2 separate regions of the Mus musculus genome follow, and region 2 is linked to region 1. The links are chromatin loops, found by intact Hi-C in ENCODE. Cell type or tissue: heart. All regions are shown on one strand. Each heading gives the region's core, and the rest is flanking DNA. Links, peaks and the distances in the headings are about the cores only. Region 1 has its middle 38 kb from the start of Csf2ra. Region 2 has its middle 23 kb from the start of Gm7102.

Region 1 (11,218 bases), core at 1,795-9,794:
GTTTGCAAATATATTTTTTAATAAAATTTCAAAACCAAGTTTTAGCACCTAAAAGAAAAAGAAAAACGGAAAAAAGAAACTGGGAAAGCACACACTAGCATCTTGACAGTGCACTGAAAGCTCTAGAACAAAAAGAAACAAATACACCTAAGAGGAGTAGAAGGCAGGAAATAATCAAACTCAGGGCTGAAATCAACAAATCAACAAATCAACAAAAAGAACTATACAAAGAATCAACAAAACCAGAAGCTGGTTCTTTGAGAAAATCAATAAGATAGATAAACCCTTAGCCAGACTAACTAGAAGGCACAGAGACAGCATTCAATTAACAAAATCAGAAATGAAAAGGGAGACATAACAACAGAAACTGAGGAAATCCAAAAAACCATCAGATCCTACTACAAAAGCCTATATGCAACAAAAATAGAAAACCTGGATGAAATGGACAATTTTCTAGACAGATGCCAAGTACCAAAGTTAAATCAGGATCAGATTAATTACTTAAACAGTCCCATACCCCCTAAAGAAATAGAAACAGTTATTAATAGTCTCCCAACCCAAAAATCCCAGGACCAGATGGGTTTAGTGCAGAGTTCTATCAGACTTTCAAAGAAGACCTAATTCCAATACTCCTCAAATGATTCCACAAAAAAGAAACAGAAGTTACTCTACCCAATTCCTTCTATGAAGCCACAATCACTCTGATACCTAAACCACACAAAGATTCAACAAAGAGAACTTCAGACCAATTTCCCTGAACACAGAACATGCCCACAAGTGCTGGCAACACCCAGTACCTCACATTACTGTGGGCTATGCCCCACTGCTGACAAAGCCTTGAGGCATACCCATGGTGTAGAGGACCTATGTCACTCTGCTACACCTCTCTATGACCACTACTACTAGGAGACACTACAAAATTGTGGCCATGCCCCTCCTGGCCACACCCCTCTGCTGGCCATGCTTCACTCTACCATTTACTGATGGGCCTTGTTCAGTGTGTGCAGGAAGTCCCCGAGACCCCACCCACAGCAGGAAGTCCCTGAGGCCCCACCCACCTCCAAGAAGTTGTTCTGCCCCAGCTCCTGGCACATAATCCTGCTGGACCATGACCAGTTCATGGTATAGAAGATCCTGATCACAAGGTCAGGGTGGGGTCACAGGTATAACTGTCAGTGCAGGAGGGTCAGGGTGGGACCACAGGGTCAAGATGGAGGGTCACCAAGCACATCAGAATGAGGCTATAGAGAGTTAACATGACAGGTGTGGCTTCATTTGGGCATGTACGATGTGTATAGCTGTGGGTGTGGCCTTGGGTCTGGTCTTTGCTGTGTCCTTGTCTGTGGGTGTGGCTGTAGGCCTAACTGTTGGTGTGCATGTCCACAGGTGAGCACATCCCTCACCTTGGTGACATAGCACAAGTGGAACTCCAACCTCTCCTTTAGGAAGGACAGGTCCAGGTGCAAGTTCACTGCATCATGGGAGACAGAGGAAGGGGAGGTTTGGCAGAGTGGTTGGAGCTGGAGACAGGGCAAGGACAACAAATGGTGGTGGGGATGACATGAAGCGGGTCTACTCAGAACAAGATATAGAGGAAATCAGTTTGGTGGTTCCTGAGAAAATTGGACATAGCACTACTGGAGGATCCAGCAATACCACCCTTGGGCATATACCCAGAAGATGCTCCAATATGTAATAATGACACATGTTCTACTATGTTCATAGCAGCCTTATTTATAATAGCCAGGAGCTGAAAGAACCCAGATGTCTCTCAACAGGGGAATGGATACAGAAAATGTGGTACATTCTTAAAAACAATGAATTTATGAAATTCTTAGGCAAATAGGTGGATCTGGAGGATATCATCCTGAGTGAGGTAACCCAATCACAAAAGAACACATATGATATGCACTCACTGATGAGTGGATATTAGCACAGAAGCTCAGAATACCCAAGATACAATTCACAAATCACATGAAACTCAAGAAGAAGGAAGACCAAAGTGTGGATATCTGGATCCTTCTTAGAAGGGGGAACAAAATACCCATGGAAGGAGTTACAGCGACAAAGTTCAGAGTAGAGACTGAAGGAATGACCATCCAGAGACTGCCCCACCTGGGGATCCATCCCATAAACAACCACCAAAACCAGACACTATTGTGGATGCCAACAAGAGCTTGCTGACAGGAGCCTGATAAAGCTGTCTTCTGAGAGGCTCTGTCAGTGCCTGACTAATACAGAAGTGGATGCTCACAGTCATCCATTGGATGGAGCACAGGGTCCCCAATAAAGGAGCTAGAGAAAGGACTCAGGCAGCTGAAGGGGTTTGTAGCCCCATAGGAGGAACAACAATATGAACTAACCAGTACCCCAGAATTCCCTCCAACCAAAGAAATGGTGGGACTCATGGCTCTAGTTGTTTATGTAGCAGAGGATGGCCTAGTCGGTTATTGATGGGAGGAGAGGCCCTTGGTCCTGTGAAGGTTATATGCCCCAGTATAGGGGAATGCCAGGGCCAGGAAGAGCGAGTGGGTGTGTTGTTGAGCAGGGACATCTGGGTTGTTGTTTCCAACTTCTGGCTATTACAAATAAGACTACTCTGAACATAGTGGAACACATGTCCTTATGGTATGGCGGATTATCTTTTGGGCATATGCCCAGGAGCAGTATAGCTGGGCCTTCTGAATGAAACATTTTCAATATTCTAAGGAAGTTTCAGACTGATTTCCAGAGTTGTTGTAGCAGTTTGCAATCCCTCTAGCAATGGATGAGTGTTCCTCTTTCTCCAAGTCCTCACTAGAATGTGCTATCACTTGAATTTAGATCTTAACCATTCAAAGTCCTTAGTCGCTATGGAAATGAAAACAAAAAGCACCCTGATATTCTACATTACCCCCTACACCAATTTAGTGTATTTTTTCCAGTTTTTTCTTTTTTTATTATTTTTATTAGATATTTTCTTTATTACATTTCAAATGTTATCCCCTTTCCTTGTTTCCCCTCCAAAACCACTCTATCCCTTTCCCCCACCCCTGCTCACCAACCCATGCACTCGCACTTCCTTACTTGAGGGGCTACCTCTTCTGTCTTGTATGTTTTTTTCACCATGTAGAAAGACTTTGTCTCTCATAAATGAACGAATACAGAAAAAGATATTCATCCATCTTTACATGCATTACATTCATGCATGCATGTACAATGGCTCAGTGGACAAAGCTGCTGGCTGTTAATGTATAGGTAAAATATTAAGGCCTAGATGGAATGTTAAGGACTGAGGAAACTATTAAGGCCTAGATGGAATGTGAAGGCCTATGTCAGATTAGTTAAGGGCTAGGTAATCTCTTACCTGTTTAGCCTGCCATTTTGTACTGTTAACTACTATTATAAGGACACTTTCTCATAGCTTGTTTCTGCTGTTACTGCCAGAATTGATTACATATTCTCATTGGATGTGTCCTCAGAAACTAATCATGATAAAAGCCGATCAAATGGCTTCCTTTGTTCTATAGTTATCTGCAAAAGGCTTGGACCCAAACCAACCACCCAGCAGCATTTCCTGCACCCACCCATGTATACACTTTTCTGGCATTTGCTCTTAGAAGCTGCCCTGGGGATGGACCCCCAACACAAGAGAGACACCCGCACCTATTCAGTGCAGAGACTACTTGGAATCAGACTTCTATTTTGAGTAGGGTGTGAGTGAGTAAAGTGTAAGTTCCCAAGGCCTCCCAGGGAACTGACATCTTACTTGGAAGAAAGAGACTTGTATGTGGGCAACTGACTTCCTGGTTTGCAAGTTAAGACATGAATGTTAGACAAGGCAAGTCCCCCTGCCACAGTCAAGTACCCCAACTAATGGGAGCAGGATAAGTATATAACAAAGATATGTTTCTAAGGAATTCCCCTATCCCTAAGTCCAGATTGGTGGAATAACTTGGTATAGATGTTTTGTGGATTTTAGGCATAGAAACCCTGTAGGATCTTCACTCTAGGTCACAGTTCAGCTCTGGAACCTGAATTGTGGCCCTGACTGATAAGTACTGGGACATATGCAGTTCTGCACAGACAGTCAGACAGAGGGACAGACAGACAGACAGAGGGACAGATGGACACACACACACACACACACACACACACACACACACACACACACACACACCTGCTAGCCAAGATGCCTGACGACCTGATTTTATTAGTGTGTGTGTGTCTCCATGGCCAAGCTAGCACCCCCCCCCCCAGAATTGTGTTTCAGAGATCCTTATTTATTTCTTGTGCCTGTGCTTGTATATGACCTAGGCTACACTTCCTGAAAACCAAACCAAACCAAACCAAACCAAACCAAACCAAACCAAACCAAACCAAACCAAACAAGTATGGCTGCCTGCCTGCCTATGAAGAGAAATGATATCACGAATCAACTAAAACTATCTCCTAAGTCTTCCTGTTTCTCTTTCTTTTCTATCTTCTTTCTTTTTTCTTTTCTTTTCTTCTCTCTCTCTCTTTTCTTTTCTTTTTAAATTTTATTTTTATTTTTTTCATACAGGGTTTCTTAGTGTAAGCAGTCCTGGCTGTCTTGGATCCCACTTTGTAGACCAGACTGTAACCTGTAAGAGCCTGCTTCTGCTTTTCAAATGCTGGCATGAAAGTTGTACACCACTATGACCAGCTAAGATTCTTATCTTTTTTTTCTTTCCCCTTTCTTTCTATGATTCTAGCTTTTACCAGGCAGTGGTGGTAGCAGAGGGAGGTGGTGGATCACTGTAATTTTGCAGCTAGCTTAGTCTACAGACTGAGTTACATCAAAGGAGTTCCAGGATGACTGATTATATTTATCTTTTATTATGCATTTTAATTAAAATTAACCAAAAGAATTTAGAATGACTGATTCAGGGTCTGGCATTTTAACGTATTATACAAAAGCAGGAGAAAAAACCATGAGGCTGTCTGTGGATGGTCTAGGGTTCTGGCTGTTTTTGGGAGCTTCCTTGTCATGAGCTTTGCACATGCAAACTGGGCCACCTAGAGGCTGGTAAAGGCAGCCTGGAAACAAAAGCAACCTGGAACAGTAGGTCACATGATGGCCAGCCACCTCCATCTTGATGAGGTCTGTCAGTGGACAAGATGGCTGCCATCCACATGTGGTCTTCCATCTTGGTGAGGTCAATGTGCAACTGAGTGACAGAACAAGGAAGTAGAAACAGACACACAGGCACAACACGTTCATTCTGTTTTTGGATAAAAGACACACAATTTTTATTATTTACAGTAAGCCTTAAACAGCACTACAAGAGCCGGCCAGATATTTACCCTCTATGTGATAAGAATTTTCTTTTTTCTTCTTTTAATTCTCAGGACCTGCATGGTGGGTTCTCCTAGGTTCTGGTGCCCTCTTCTGGCATGCAGGCATATAGGCAGCAGATAGAGCACACAAATACATACATTGAAAACTAATAATAATAATAACCAATAAATGAAAAGAAAAAAGATTGTAGCTTCTGCCCAGCTGCATGGGTAGCAGAGGCAGGCAGGCAGAGAGGACCTCTGTAAGTTTGAGGCTACCCAAGCCTACAGAGCAAATTCCAGGCAGGGCTGCTGAGGTACACCAAGAGAAACCCTACTTTGAAGCAAAATAAGACAAAGCAGAAAAGGTTCTGGCTTTTATTTTACAGACATATTTTTCTTCTAGTACTATTGACTATCAAACTTTGATCATGAAGGCACGTTGGATTTTATGACAGAATTTGTATGTGTGTGTGTTATATTTCAGCTGTGATTGCTGTCACTTGTCATCTAGTGGGCTTGTGTTTGGTTTCTTTCTTTCCATGTCATCTATCAAGTCGGGGCCATAGCACCCTTTCAGCCTCAGAAATCCAGAGCTCACTGACTCCTGGAGAAAGGGTGCTAGGGGAGAAGGAAAAAAGAAATCTCTGGGGCAGGGGCAAGACTTGAGCCTTCTGGTCGACCTGATCAAGCTGCCACCAACCCTACCATTTTTCCTAATAGGGCGTACAGCAACAACCCCTGCCCTGTAGATCTCCCGGTACAACCTCCTTGGTAGAGACTCTCTATCTCCGAGATGCACCCGCCTGCTTGCCCGACCCTGGCCGCCTCATCGCAGGCACTTCCCTGTCCTGTGTCACCAACCGGAGAAGGCAGGAGCGTTGCGGAAACTTGTCAACACTAGGTGTCGCCCGTCAACAACGGTCTGGATCAACTAAACAAACCAATACAGATCGCTCACGCGCCGCCACATTCACTCACTTATTCCGTCTCTCCCGACGGTCCTCCCTAGCTTGGGGGGGTGGGGGGGGGGCGGGGAAGGGGAAGGGGTGGGGGACGACACTCACGCACGCATGATGGAGCAGCGTACCCACTCACCACTTCTCCCGAGTGGCACAAACGGTCCCCATCGTCCCACCCGAACATAGCGAACGCGGGCTGGACTCAGACACCCAAAAACGAATGTATGACAGGGAGCTGTGAAAACAGGCGAAATCACTCTCTAAGTCAAAGTACGTGGCTAGCGAATCGGTCAGCGGGGCAAGGGAACAGGCACAATTAGGGGAAGGGGCTACAGTAAGGGGAAGGGAGCATCTAAGCACGGTGGAAGAGGAGGGTGGCTCGCGATCTCAGTTCCACTCCATTTAGGTCTCATTTTAAAAACACTACCGCTTGGGGTTTGTTGTTTTCTGGTGCTCGCTGCCACCCGCCCGCCGGCCACCCTCCCGCCCTCATCGAACCCATGTGATATACACACAACATGGCCCCTGCACCCACAGCTCAGAGAACATGTAAAGGGACTAGAAGATGGTAAAATCTGGAGGACTAAGTTGCCTGCTGAGAAACAGCGTCTTCTCTGTAATAGTGGAGTTGCACCTGAGACAACTTAACAGGTGAGTCACCTAAGTAAGACTTACAAAATGACATGACCAGTTGGCATGCCATAGGAAGGGGGAAATGTTCACATGTCCACACACCTAAGTGGAGAACTACATACATTCAACTGATGCTGAGAGATGGAGATTCAGACTTCCACGTTATCTGACACAGTCATTTATCCTTGGCATCAGGAATACTTTTGTTTTGCATACATCTATGAGTCTGAACATTTATGTGGATAAACATTAATCAACCAATCAACAAATCAATCAATTATAAAAGAAACATGACCTGTGCACATATCTCTGAATAGTAGGGTGTGAGCCATTCTGTTCTCCATGAGAGTCCTGTCAATACTACATAGCTTAAGCTCCCTTAAGAGATGCACTTAGGAGAAATCAAATTAGATTTTTAAAAATATTTTTTATTACATATTTTCCTCAATTACATTTCCAATGCTATCCCAAAAGTCCCCCATACCCTCCCCCCCGACTTCCCTACCCACCCATTCCCATTTTTTTGGCCCTGGCGTTCCCCTGTACTGGGGCATATACAGTTTGCGTGTCCAATGGGCCTCTCTTTCCAGTGATGGCTGACTAGGCCATCTTTTGATACATATGCAGCTAGAGTCAAGAGCTCCGGGGTACTGGTTAGTTCATAATGTTGTTCCACCTATAGGGTTGCAGTTCCCTTTAGCTCCTTGGGTACTTTCTCTAGCTCCTCCATTGGGAGCCCTGTGATCCATCCATTAGCTGACTGTGAGCATCCACTTCTGTGTTTGCTAGGCCCCGGCATAGTCTCACAAGAGACAGCTATATCTGGGTCCTTTTGATAAAATCTTGCTAGTGTATGCAATGGTGTCAGCGTTTGGAAGCTGATTATGGGGTGGATCCCTGGATATGGCAGTCTCTAGATGGTCCATCCTTTCGTCTCAGCTCCAAACTTTGTCTCTGTAACTCCTTCCATGGGTGTTTTGTTCCCAATTCTAAGGAGGGGCATAGTGTCCACACTTCAGTCTTCATTCTTCTTGAGTTTCGTATGTTTAGCAAATTGTATCTTATATCTTGGGTATCCTAGGTTTTGGGCTAATATCCACTTATCAGTGAGTACATATTGTGTGAGTTCCTTTGTGAATGTGTTACCTCACTCAGGATGATGCCCTCCAGGTCCATCCATTTAGCTAGGAATTTCATAAATTCATTCTTTTTAATAGCTGAGTAGTACTCCATTGTGTAAATGTACCACCTTTTCTGTATCCATTCCTCTGTTGAGGGGCATCTGGGTTCTTTCCAGCTTCTGGCTATTATAAATAAGGCTGCTATGAACATAGTGGAGCATGTGTCCTTCTTACCGGTTGGGACATCTTCTGGATATTAATTAGATTTTTTTTATGCTATGTAGATGGATGATGTGAATATGTGTATATATTTCTATGTATATGTTCATGTAAAAGTAACAATTGCACTATTGAGTTTAAGTGATTCCTGTCATAGGAAGTTGGACAATGAGAGGTGATATAATATTAATAATTGAAAAGCAGAAAACGTACAGAGAAAACCTGTCTCCAAAAACCAAAGAGAGAGAGAGAGAGAAAGAAAAGAAAAGAAAAGAAAAGAAAAAAAAGAAAAGCAGAAAACGTTAAAGAAATAAGCCCTCAAATGTATCTTCACCTGGCAATAAGTAAACAAAAGTTCTGGTTCTAATACTAATGTTAGGACTGAAGGAAACAAAAACCTCTGTAGACACTTTGTACTGAGAAGTCCTTCACCTTGATTCCTTCTTCACTTGGAATGCTGAGTGTTGTGACCGGCCAGCAGCTCACATGTCTGGGTTCTAGCCTGGAAAGGCATTTTGGAAACCTGGAAGAGAAGAGGGGCTAGGCTGCGCGAGATAAGGACGGAACCAAGACAAGGCTCTGCACAAGGTTCAATTTTTACTATTCAGGCACTCCGTTATGAAGGAAGGGGGAGGGGCCCGATTCCCGCCAAAAAACTAGGAGTAAGGTTGCAGGTGAGCACGTGATGGCTTCGGAACAGCAAAGCTCGAGCAGTGGGTGTAGCAGAACGATTGAGCGGCAAGCTCCACCCCTGAGCAAGCAGGTTTCAGGCTGGGGGAGGGGAGACTACAGCTGAGCACTTTCATCCCTGCCTCATCTCCACTCCTATGGGAGTCATTGTCTATGAATGGACTCAAGGATGAAATCAGTATTGAGGAACTTTATGAGCAATATAACAGAGGAATCCTCGAGCAAAAGTGGTAAGCCAGATGGTTTGTCTCAGCAATAGTACTCCATTCCTAAGTTGTAACACTAAGCACGGCAGCAATAGGAACTGTGATTGTGATTGCACTTACATTTCATGTCATTTCAGAGGATGTTGATGTGCTTCCTTGGGTTTCAGAATTCTTATCTAGATCAATGCATTTGTGGAGAGCGATTATTTGATAAGTTGCCTAAAAGCCTAAGTTGGGTTAGCTATAAATAGAATATTTTGCTCTAACGGAGAACTTGATTCAGATCCAAGCACCCATGTCAGGTGTTTCACAAGTGCAGATAGGTGCAACTACAGGGATATTTTTCCTCATATGTGTACCTGTACATGTGTGACCCATCCCACACATTTAAGCAATTGATTTTTATGTTATTTTTATGGATGTAATTTTTGATGTTAAGTATCAATTCTTCTTTGTTTTTACACCTAAAACAATTTCAGTATATTTTCAAAATTATTTCTGAGCATAATGTATGTAGAAATGCATGACTTCAAAAAACATCTTCTGAGTAGGTTGCTTGGTTTTACTACATGCATCATGAGAATACATTCAGATTGTAAAGTTTAACAACAAATGATTTAACTGTTGAGCTATCTCACCAGGCATGATACGTCTTTAAAATTTTTAATTTGGGCTGGCAAGATGGCTCAGTGGTTAAGAGTGCCGACTGCTCTTCCGAAGGTCCTGAGTTCAAATCCCAGCAACCACATGGTGGCTCACAACCATCCTTAACGAAATCTGATGCCCTCCTCTGTAGTATCTGAGGACAACTACAGTGTACTTGCATATAACAAATAAATAAATACACAAATACATAACTAAATAAAAATTTTAATTCATTATATAGAATGAAAGGCAAAATAATTGAAAAACTAACCATAAACTTTTTGCATTTTGCAAACCCTAGATAATTGTTTTAATAATGGGTGTGGTATGTAATATACTGATTATGAGTCTCGTCTTATATTCTACCTTTTTGGTCAACTCTTATCCCCTATTTCCTGGATTCATATCACATCTGGCTTTGAACATGGCCTTCTGAATATTACATACTTAGCAGTTTCTAATAAATTTGCAACTACTTTAGTCTTCTATATAATCTTACAGAGAACATGGATTGTGTACCTAGCAGTCTCTTGACTTAGTCCAGTAGATTTGACTTAATATTTGGTTCTTCATGGGCTCCTATATGTACATGGTGTGCATAATGATTTGTAGGACAGATATATTCATGAAATATGACTAAATTAATACTCTTAAAAATTGTGACTAAAAACGAATGTACATGAAACTTTACAATAGGTTAATTATTGTGAACATCTTATGGAGAATTCTCTCAAATTGCAGTTTTATTTTCTAAAGTATTTCTTTGTGAAAATGTAATCTGCCATGATTTTTTTTAATTTATTTTTTTTCCATTTTTTATTAGGTATTTAGCTCATTTACATTTCCAATGCTATACCAAAAGTCCCCCATACCCACCCACCCCCACTCCCCTGCCCACCCACTCCCCCTTTTTGGCCCTGGTGTTCCCCTGTACTGGGGCATATAAAGTTTGCAAGTCCAATGGGCCTCTCTTTCCAGTGATGGACTGCCATGATTTTGCAATGAGTCAATATGTGGGTCAAGACACAAGGTATGTGTGTTTGTTGTTTTCTAGCAGGATTTTGTTAATGGTTTTTATATCTAAAACTAGTAAATTAGATCCATAACATAATTTATTTTATTTATTTATTTATTTAGCTAGTTAGTTATTTAGTTATTTAGTTAGTTAGTTAGTTTTTTTTCGAGACAGGGTTTCTCTGTTCCTGGGTGTCCTGGAACTCACTTTGTAGACCAGGCTGGCCTCGAACTCAGAAATCTGCCTGCCTCTGCCTCCCAAGTGCTGGGATTAAAGGCTTGCACCACCACTCCTGGCCCATAACATATTTTATATTCGCAGGTGCCTTTTAGTTGACTTCATTATCCCAGTGTGGTACAAGAGCAATATATATTTGGAGGATTTATCAGAGCAGCAAACACTCACTTGTCTCATTAGAAATTTCATTTTCAGGTCAGGGGCTGCAAA
Region 2 (11,218 bases), core at 1,478-9,477, 67 kb before region 1:
CCCCAATGAAGCCATCCTAGTTGGGTGACCATCTAGGTAACTGGTAAATCTCTGCTACTTTAATTGATGCACGGGTCTTTTGAATTATACTTCCTGCGTACTCAAGTAAAATCTATTCTTCTCGGGTCTCTGAAGAGTTTGAAGACTAGACTAGTTAAAGAAGTAACTTTTTGCCGGGCAGTGGTGGTGGATGCCTTTAATCCCATCACTTGGGAAGCAGAGGCAATCGGATTTCTGAGTTCGAGGCCAGCCTGGTCTACAGAGTGAGTTCCAGAACAGCCAGGGATACACAGAGAAACCCTGTCTCGAAAAACCAAAAAGAAAAAAAGACGTAACTTTTTACCTTCCTTTTTCTAAAGAAACTCATTTTATAGTAAGTGATCCATCAACCATCTGTGTTTCATGATGAATAACTGGATAGGAAAAAAAGTGTAAAGTTTAAAGTTTATGGGAGGTCTGAGGATATGAAAGCTCTGAGAAAGTGTTAGAGGGTCTAAGAAGGTGTTTTTAAGGTTGGTGAATGTAGAACGATGGTACTGATGTAGTGAGACTTCTAGAGTGTTAATGTTTTTAACCAAAATTATTTTACTGTAGATTTGTTAGGGATTGGTTCTAATGCTTTGAATTAATCCAGCCCCCAAAATCAGGAATCCTCCTGTCCACACTTTGAAGGTCCTTCCTTGTCCCCAATTGGTCTTTGAACAATCAATAAAGAGCCAACAACCAATGGCTGGGCAGGTAGAGTAAGGTGGGACTTGGAGATTTGCACAGATGAGGAACTGGAAGAGTAGAAGGAGTCACAGATCACCCTGACAGGGAAGAAGATCAGACCTAAAGGCACACAGATCTGTGAGAGTCAGGGTAAGTGGAACTTCCCCGACTGGGGCTGGGGTAGCAGAGATGAAATATATATTTTAAAAGATGTTAGTTGTAGGGTTGTGGGTCACTCGTCCACTCTGAAGTTTGATTGAGCTTACCCCAGCCTGTTGCCAGACAGGTGTTTGGCCTTGGGGCAGCCCTGGGACACCTCTCTGGAGATGGGAAAGCTTAGTCTGAGGCCCAGAACAGCCAGGGCTGTCTCGGGAGTCTCGGGGCCTACAAGGAGGCTGGGGCTGTTTGGGTCTCAGGTGCCACTGGAAGTAGCAGAAGGGGACCAAAGGCTGGCTCTAGCCGGGGGCGTGGGGGCTGGAGGGGAGCTCCAGCTGGTCCCATGGGGAAAGTCTTTGGGTTAGGGGTTAGGGTTAGGAGGTTAGGGTTAGGGGGGTTAGAGTTAGGGGGTTAGGGTTAGGGGGTTAGGGTTAGGGGGTTAGGGTTGGGGGGTTAGGGTTAGGGGCTAGGGTTAGGGTTGGGGGTTAGGGTTAGGGGTTAGGGCTAGGGTTAGGGTTAGGAGTTAGGGTTAGGGTTAATTCTCCATTGAGAATTAACATGCAATTCTAATACGTCATCCTTTATATGTTAGTTGACATTTCCCTCTTGCAGGTTTTAATATGCTTTCTATGTTCCAACTGGTAATAAGAACACATGCTCCACTATGTTCATAGCAGCCTTATTTATAATAGCCAGAAGCTGGAAAGACCCAGATGTCCCTCAACAGAGGAATGGATACAGAAAATGTGGTACATTTACACAATGGAGTACTACTCAGCTATTAAAAACAATGAATTTATGAAATTCTTAGGCAAATGGATGTATCTGGAGGATATCATCCTGAGTTAGGTAACCCAATCACAAAAGAACACACGTGATAAGCACTCACTGTTAAGTGGATATTAGTCCAGAAACTTAGAATACCCAAGATATAATTTGCAAAACACATGAAACTCAACAAGAAGGAAGACCAAAGTGTGGATACTTCATCCCTCCTTAGAATGGGGAACAAAATACCCATGTAAAGAGTTACAGAGACAAAGTTTGAGCTGAGACAGAAGGAAGGACTATGCAGAGACTGTCCCATCCGGGGATCCATACCATAATCAACCACCAAATCCAGACACTATTGCATATGCCAGCAAGATTTTGCTGACATGACCCTGATATAGCTGTCTCTTGTGAGGCTATGCCAGTGCCTGGCAAATACAGAAGTGGATGCTCACAGTCATCTAATGGATGGAACAATGGGCCCCCAATGGAGGAGTTAGAGAAAGTACCCAAGGAGCTGAAGGTCTGTAGCCCTATAGGAAGAACAGCAATATGAACTAACCAGTACCTCCTGTCCTCATGTATCTAGCTGCATATGTAGCAGAAGATACATCATTGTCAACCATCACTGGGAAGAGAGGCCCTTGGTCTTGCAAAGATTATTTGCCCCAGTATAGGGTAATGCCAGGGCCAGGGAGCAGGATTGGGTGGGTTGGGGAGCAGGGCAGGGGGAGGGTATAAGGGACTTTTAGAATAGCATTTGAATTATAAATGAAGGAAATATCTTTTAAAATGTTTAAAAATAAAGAAAAAATATGTTTTCTATGTTCTCTTCATTTAGTGTTTGGGTAATATATGCCCAAGGGACTTTCTTTTCTTGTCCAGGCTGTTTCATACTCTGTATGCTCCTTTTACTTTGACAAGCCTCTCGTTTAGGTTAAGGATATTTTCTTCTATAGCTTTGTTGAGAATTTTTTGACCTGAGTGTCTTTTCCTCCTTCCTCTATACTTTATTATCCTTGTATTTGTTTCTTTGTTTGTTTTTGTAGTAATATCTTATATATCTTGGATGTTTTGTTCCTGGATTTTCTTTCTTTTTTCTTTTCTTTCTCCTTTTCCTTCTATTTCAACCAATTTTTCTTTTGGACCTAACATTTTCTCTGATTTATGTATCTATTTCTCCTATCATTTCTTCAATGCCTGAGATTCTATATTCTGTCTTTTGTATTTTGTTGTTAAGGTCTGCCTCTGAGGGCCCTATGTGAGTTCTTAAATGTTTCATTTCCAAATCTCTCCCAGTTTAGGTTTTCTCTATTGATTATGTTTTCCCTTTCAGGCCTTGGACTGTGTTTTATTCATTTTTATTCCACAGTTTTTGTTTTCACATATTTTTTCCCTTTAAGGATTTCTGTCATGTTTGTAAATTCTTTGTAGAGGTCTTAGTCTTGTGCTTCAGCCATGTTGGAACATTCAAAGCCTTCTGTGTAGGGTAGATGGTCTCTAGTGGAGATATATTGCCCACACTGTTACTGGTTGTGTTTTTACTGGTTGTGTTTTTATGCTAGTGTGGGTCTGAGAACATTGTAATTCTAGGAACTGATATTCAGTTTTGTGTTGTAGAAAATATTTCATCTCAATCCGGGGTTTCTACTATACCTTTGACCATTTAGTTCCTGGATAAAAGACACATATGACCTTTATACTTATAAATCTTACAAGGCACAAGAGCTGGGCAGATATCTATCCTCTATGCTATTATGTCTATTTTCCAGTCAATAATACTATTATATAACTTGCCATGCTTTGTCTGGGCTGCTCTTAACTCCAATTAGCCAATCCACATAGCCATTATTTCATAAATCACCTAATCCATGGTGGTTTCCTCCCCTCCCCTTCTTCTCCTACTCCTCATGGTTCTCCTCCAACCCCAAGTCCAGAAACCCTAAACCCTGCCCATCTATTGGCTATTGGCATCTTTATTTACCAATCAAAATAACTTGGTGATAAGGTCACATAATGTCACTTAGGTCTAGAAGTGGACTCTCTGGGGCATTGAGCATGTTAGATAAGTCTAAGCTATGTTCCCAGGCCTTCACCAGAATTTTATAAACAATTTCAATTAAAAACAATCCTAAGTCTTTGGCTTTACAGGTGTGGTTGTTTGGATGAGAATGGCCCACGTAGGATCATTTATTTAAATTCTTGTTCCTAAGCTGATGCAAATGTTTGCAAAGGGTTAGGAGGTTTGATCTTGTTGGAGAAGGTGTGTCCTTTGAAACAGGCTTTGGGGTTTCAAAAGCCCATGTCATTCTCAGTTCTCTTTGCCTCCTGCTTGTGAACCAAGTGGCTACAAGCTTTCAGTTACTACTACTACAGTACATGCCTACCTGCTGCCATGCTCACAGCCATGATAGTGATGGAACTGTGATCCCTGAACTGAAATATTATCTTTTAGAAGTTGCTTTAGTCTGAGTGTCTCAGCACAACAATGGAAAGAGGAAAGAAAGAAAGAAAGAAAGAAAGAAAGAAAGAAAGAAAGAAAGAAAGAAAGAAAGAAAGGAAGGAAGGAAGGAAGGAAGAAAGAAAGAAAGGAAGGAAGGAAGGAAGGAAGGAAGGAAGGAAGGAAGGAAGGAAGGAAGGAAGGAAGGAAGGAAGGAAGGAAGGAAGAAAAAAACCTAAAACAGCAGGTAAGTAAATGAGCTTCCACTCTCCTCTGTTTTCTGTCAGGTCTGGCTGCAGTCCAGTCTCCTGCTATTGCTGACCACCGTTACTGTGGTCTCTCCCACCTGCTGCTATTCTTCTGACCCTTCTCAGAGGGTTAGTGTGTCTTGTTTCTCATATGGTGTGTCTCACTGCCATATGACTGGGTCCCCTGCAGCCCTGCCTACCTGCAAGCACTGCCACACCCACCAGTGTATTTGTGAGTTTCTGTCCTCCAAAAGCTCGATTTAGGACAGTTGTGTTATTGTTTGACAGGTGTACCGCCCCAGTCAAACTCCCCACCTGGCACTGTCCCCGGAGTTTGTGCCAGAAGGGAGAGCCCCTCGGGGCTCCCCCCACCCCCCAGCCTCACCGGGTCGGTGAAAAAAAACGATGAGTGGTGGTATTTCACTGGCGGCCCGTGAGGCCGGCGTACCCCACCCCGACCCCTCGCGGGGAACGGGGTGGGGGGCACCGGGGACCTCCCACTTATTCTCCAGGTATAATATGGACAATTACAAAGATCAAAACAATAACAGGTATGGGGAGGAAATTCACAGACCACACCACATGGTATACCCGGGAGTCATGTCTGGAACAGAGCCCTCCCCACCCCCACCCCCCAAAAAGTCCCCATAAACAGGAGAATGGACCTCAAAGGAAAAGTCAGTTGGCATCATAGCCATGAGTAGATGTAGACAGACAGGACCGTTCTAGAATGCCCTGGCCACAGCATTGTCTCAGCCCCCAAAATCTAGAGCCCTGGCCCCAGAGACCAAGGAGCTCCTGGAGAAATTTTAAAAGAATTAAAAGACATTGAAGCTCCAGGGAGACAGGGCTGGGTTCCAATGGCTTGGAAGCCTGGGCAACATCATCCTCTTTGCCTCAAAATTCCAGAGCCCTGCCTCCAGGGACAGAACAGGAGGGGACAAGGAAAACATGAAGTTCCAGGGCAGAATTTAAGAATTCTGGTTGACGTGATCAAGTGCCGCCACCCCTGTAATTTGTCTCAGCAGGGAGCACAGCAACTAACATTCCCCACATAGATCTCCCAGTATTCACTCTGTTAGTGAATATACCCAAACACGACACCATCTCCAGGACAAAGGAGGCACGTGCTGGCTTGCTGGGACTCCTTAACTCTGGCCAGCTCTAGGTAGGGACTTCCTGTCCTCATAGACTGGGGCAAAGGAAAGTTGGAGAAACGAGTCACCACTAGGTGTCGCCCGACAACGGTCTCGATCAACCAAACAAACCAATACAGATCTCTCATGCCACAATTCACTCACTCATTCCGTCTCTCCCAAGGGTCCTCCCTAGCTCAGGGCGGGGCACTCACGCACACATGACAGAGCAGCGTACCCACCCACCACTTCTCCCGAGTGGCACAAACGGTCCCCATCGTCCCGCCCGAACATAGCGAACACGGGCTGGACTCGGGCACCCAAAAACGAAAGTATGACAGGGAGCTGTGAAAACAGGCGAAATCATTCTCTAAGTCAAAGTACGTGACTAACGTAGGGGAACAGTGTAAGACCCCCAAACTGGGGAGACCTCCGCTAAAGTCCCAGGATGAGCTGGCCGGCACCCCAATAACTCGAGAGAAAACCACACCTGATGCAAAACTGCAAGAGGCTTTATTGTCAGCTAGCTGCTCCGTGCTGGGCAGGGGAGTTCGACCACAAGCGGTAACAGTAGGGAGCTTTTAAAGGAAAACGTGAGGAGTTGGGGGAGTTTGGCTACAGCCCTTCTCTGGCAGGTGTCCTTGGTAAATTACAAGGCATGAGGAGTGGGGAGTGAGTTTGTAGCTCTTCTTTGTGGAGTTTATCTCTGTGTCCTTGGCACAGGGAGCCAGGCTAGGTCTTTTTACAATTATCGCATCTCTGGTTGTAAGGTATAGAAACAAAAAGGCTTTTTTGCTGGCTATAGAGAACAAAGAGCTTCTTTCTGGCTATATTTTTAGAGATCAGGGAAAACAAGCTTGGGGGAACGTTTAGAGGCTTTACCTTTCAGGGAGAAACGCTTTAAGTCGGGGTCTCACAACAGCATCAAAACAGGGTGTGCAAGGAGGGAGGCAAAGATGCCTGTTCCACATTATTTAGGTCTCCTTTTCAAAAACACTTAGCCCCCTAGAGTTTGTTGTTACTTTCTGGGCTTTATTGCCACCACTGATGCCTGGCCCCCCTTTGGAAGATTAAATGCTGAGTTAGAGCAAATTAAAAGAGCAATGAGATGGTTAAAATTCCCATTTGTAATTTATTTGCAGGAGTCTACCTGCATATTACAGAATACCAAAAGAGGGTGCCAGAACCTATTAGAACCCACCACGTGGCTTCTGGGAATCGAACTCAAGATTCTGAAAGAGCAGCAGACGGGTCTCTTGCTGTCTGAGTATCTCCAGTCTCTAAGGCTAGAATCTTTACTGAGAAATTCACGTTTAAAACAGCCCAAATATAATGTAATAAATAGAGAATTGCAGTAAAAGAGTAAATTCTAATAACAAAGATATTTGGCTGGCTCTTCTTGTGCTGTTTAAGGCTTGTTGTAAATAATAAAAGTTGTTTGTCTTTTATCCAAAATGCAAATATCAAGGTGGGGTAAGAACCCAGTTTGAACTTAAAGTTTTCTACCACATATCTGTGTTGCTATTGTTTCACATAACTAGGAGGCTCCTCAGACATAAGTCTGAAACAGTACAATGGATCATTTTGAAGAGGTGGGACAGGGCTGATTTGATCTATATTTGGTCTATTGTTTTAAATGACAAATAAGCCAATCATTTTATTTTTTGTTATTTTTAATTAAAAGGCATAAAAGATAACTATAATTAATAGTTCTCAAACTCCTTCTGTATGACAGCATAGTAGTTAATTTTGGTTTATTTGAGATGGAGTTTCTCTGCCTAGTGTTGATAGACAGACAGACAAACAGACAAATTGTTTGTTTTCTTGTTTGTTTGTTTTTTGAGGAATGTTGTCTAGTGCCTATACAAGCACAGACACAAGAAATAAATAAGCAAAGATCTTTGATTCACAAACCTGGGGTGGGTAATAAGTAAGGCATGTACACACACATGTGGGGGTGAGAGTGCATGAAACAATTTTAACAGCCTCCCATGAATGTCTCTTTTATCTGACTTTGAAGGAGAGACTGAGCAAAGCTGTAGCAGTGAATACCACAGAAGTTTGGAGAATCAGGGACCAGAGTGATTTACTACACCAGCAGTTATTACAGACATTAGGTATTCTGACCTCATCCTTGCCTACTAAAAGTAATGGAATTGGCACACATGGATCAAGGGCACAAGAAATTTGCAATCCTAAAAATAAATAATCCCATCCATAACTCTAATTTTAGTAGATCTGACCCCTTCACCTGGCTTCTGAAGGCATCAGACATGCACAGGGTTCACAGGCACACAGAGAGTCAGGTAGCCAGGCAGATAGTAAGGAAGGAAGGTGGGCAGGCAGGCTTCCCCCACAAATGCACACACACAAAATACACAATACAATCAGATCAACGGGCATGTTGGCCAGCATTGGGGCCTAGGCCTGACACAGGAATTATCAATCAGGGCCACAATTCAGGTTTTGGAGCTGAACTGTGTCTTTGAGTTAAGCATCTACTGGGGTTTTATGTCTAAAATCCACAAATATCTGTGCCAACTTATTCCATCAATCTGGATTTAGGGATAGGAGATTTCTGTAGGAACATGTCTTTGATCTTCACATATCCTGCTCCCATTAATTGGGGTATTCAACTGTGCAAGGGGCTTGCCTTGTCTAACATTCATGTCTTAACTCACCAACAGGGATTTCATTTACCCATGCATATGTCTCTACTGCCATCTGTAGGATATCACTTCCCAGGGAGGTCTTGGGAACTTACACTTTATTGGAATCCTACTGAAAATGGAAGTTTTATCCCAAATAGGTTTGCTGTTGTTTTTGTTTGTGTGTTCGTTGTTTTGTTTGCTTGTTTTTGTCAGTGCAGGTATCTCTCTTATGTTGTGGTACATCTCCAGGGGAACTTATAAAAGCAAGTAAACACCATAAAACGTTATACATGGGTTCAGGAAATGCTTCTGGTTGGTTGGTTCAGGTTCAAGCTTATTGTGGGTAACTATAAACAAAGCAGTTTACCTGACTTCTATTGTGATTGGTTTCCAAGGGCACAGAACTAACAGAATATGGAATGAACTTGGGCATGTGAATGTTTCCTAGTTCAAGCAGAAACAACATAAGGAAAAGTTTTTTTTTTTTTTTGTAATAATCGTAACAGCACAAAATGGCTGGCTTAGTAGGTAAGAGTTATCTAAGCCTTAACTATTCTTAACTAAGCCTTAACATTTTACCTAGGCCTTAATATTCCATCTAAGCTTTAATATATTCTTTAGACCTTAACATCCCATCTTGGCTTTAATGTTTTCCCTAGACCTTAACAGCCAGCAGCTTTTCACTCTAAGCCACCATACATGCATGTATGTGTATATGGATGGATATATTATTATTATATATTATTATGGATATATTATTCCCCAGTGCTGGCATGCACCACTATGCCCCCCTTTGTTTTTCTTTCTTCTTCTCTTCCTATATTCCTTTCCATTCTTTCATCCCAGGAAGACTTTGTGGGTATTTGTTTTCTCTTTCTGTGAATTTATTGAACATTGACCTCATATATATGGAAGGCAGCATGCGAAAGGCAATCATCTTGATTGCTAACTCCACCAAGATGGAATTAACCATGTGACTTCAATGCCATCTCAGTTGATGTAACCAACCATGTAACATAAACCAGAATGGCAGCTGAACGTTGAACCCAGAAAGTTTTTTGGTTTTGATTTATTGCTAGTCAGTTTCTAAATGTATCTGTGTGTGTGCCTGTCTCTTTGTCTATGTGTATTGCTGTGAAAGCAGGCACCTGTATGTGTGTATGCGTGATAGTGCAGGCATATGATGGAGGTGTGGTGAGTAGGTAACACCCAAAGTCTATGTGGGTTTCAGTGCCACAGAGGAAGCTCCATGCCATTCAGTCCTCATTGTTTGTTTAGTGTGTGTGTGTGTGTGTGTGTGTGTGTGCGCGCACACATTAGTTTCTTGTTTACTTAGTGTTTACTTATTTAAAACAGTGTTTCTTAGGAAAGGGTTCTATCTGCCAGGAAGACTTTGAAATTCAGAGATGTGCCTGCCTCAGCCTCAAGAATGATGGGATGTCAGGAGGCAGAGGCAGGCAGATTTCTGAGTTCGAGGCCAGCCTGGTCTACAAAGTGAGTTCCAGGACATCCAGGGTTATACAGAGAAACCCTGTCTCAAAAAAACAAACCAAAAAAAGAAAAAAAAATGGGATGAAGGGAGTGTACCACCACACCCATGTTGGCTTGCTTTTCTTTCTTAATTCCATGGAGATATTTTTTTTTTATTGTTTGTTCTTCTGCTGCCCCTCTCTGTCTCTCACTGTGTCTGTGTCTGTGTGTGTGCACACGTGTATGTGCACATGGTTGTGTGTGTGTTTGTGTGAATGTGTGTATCGCAGTCTAGCTGTCTGACTTTCTATGTCTTTGGGTATGGAGGGAATATGTTGACTATGAAGCTATGATACAGATACTTTGTAGATCACAGTTCAAAAGTTTTCAATAACCTTGTGAAGAAGAAAGAGAAAGAGAGAAAGATTGAGAGAGATACAAAAGACTTTAAAATCAGCACCCAAGCTTTTCTTGTCCTATCCCAACTGCCAACAACCACCAGAACTTGCTTTGCACTGTGTACTAGGACAGCAGTATGTTCACTGCTGAAATTTATAGCTCTAAGTCCCTACCTTAAGAAAGAAAAGCAGTGAATGCTGAGGTACAAAAACATTGAAAACTTCTTTAATAAAATCCAATATTCTTTCATGATCAAAGCTCTATAGCCAATAGTACTAGATGGGTTATGTCTCTATAAAATAGAGACCAGAATCATTTTGCCTCATTTTGCTTTGTGTCTAGGTTTCTTTTTGTGTAGCCCTGGCAGCCCTCAAATGTGGTTTGTAGACTAGGCTAGCCTCAAACACAGAGATCCATCTATGTCTTCTACCACTACCACCACCACTTTCTGGCAAGAACTAGAACCTGAAATAATAAAAAATGAGAATCTCAGTCAAGCATGGTAGCATACCTTTAACAAGCAGGCATATATCTGTTTTTAGGCCAGACTCGTCTACAGAGGAAGTTGGAGGACATCCAGGGACCAGAATGAGTTACTACAACAGTAGCTATTTCACTGAAAATATAGATTCAGAGTGTAGGGATTCTGACCCTATCCTTGCTTAATAAAAGTAATAACAGTGATCACAGATCGAGGGCATAAGAAATGTACGAATTCCAATATGCTTTTGTTATCTTCATCTGAATAACACTGCAAGGTTGCCTTCCTTGTTCTTTAAAGCTCTCTGTCTTTCGGGATGCTTACTCTCCTATCTAGACTGAGTTCACTGTAGAAAACAGACTTTTGGGAAAAGCATGTTCCTGGCTGTGTGGGCCAATGCTGAGAGAGGCAAACCAGGAAATGGACAGCAGGTATGGAAGACATGGTGGTCTAACCTGCTATCTATATCCAACTAAGTGCATGCTTTGTAAATGTTTTGTGTTCTCTCTCTCTCTCTCTCTCTCTCTCTCTCTCTCTCTCTCTCTCTCTCTCTCTCTCTCTCTCTCCCTCTCTCTCTCTCTCTCTCTTCCAAATGCTTGATCCCCTGTTTTGAGAGCATGGGTGTCTTAGACAGGGTTTCTATTCCTGCACAAACATCATGACCAAGAAGCAGTTGGGGAGGAAAGGGTTTATTCGGCTTACACTTCCATACTGCTGTTCATCACCAAGGAAGTCAGGACTGAAACTCAAGCAGG

The links. A loop is a pair of places that touch in the nucleus more often than their neighbours do. Peaks named below come from ENCODE experiments on the same cell type or tissue, not always from the same donor. Only the 100,000 strongest peaks of a DNase experiment are listed, where the experiment ranks them.
Region 2: a loop joins it to region 1, with 6 times the contacts of the local background. A loop is called at or near these places in 22 of 42 quality-filtered maps.

What each region holds. Positions count from the first base shown.
Region 1 is chr19:61,260,434-61,271,651 of GRCm38, forward strand. No RefSeq gene overlaps it. Among named protein-coding and RNA genes, the nearest start is that of Csf2ra, 38 kb to the left of the region's middle. In heart, for the core only: a CTCF peak has its summit at 5,380 (motif pointing left); DNase peaks (open chromatin) are centred at 5,098, 6,053 and 6,418; H3K4me3 peaks cover 1,295 bases; H3K27ac peaks cover 946 bases.
Region 2 is chr19:61,194,004-61,205,221 of GRCm38, forward strand. No RefSeq gene overlaps it. Among named protein-coding and RNA genes, the nearest start is that of Gm7102, 23 kb to the left of the region's middle. In heart, for the core only: no CTCF peak of the experiment used is centred there; a DNase peak (open chromatin) is centred at 5,568; H3K4me3 peaks cover 742 bases; H3K27ac peaks cover 429 bases.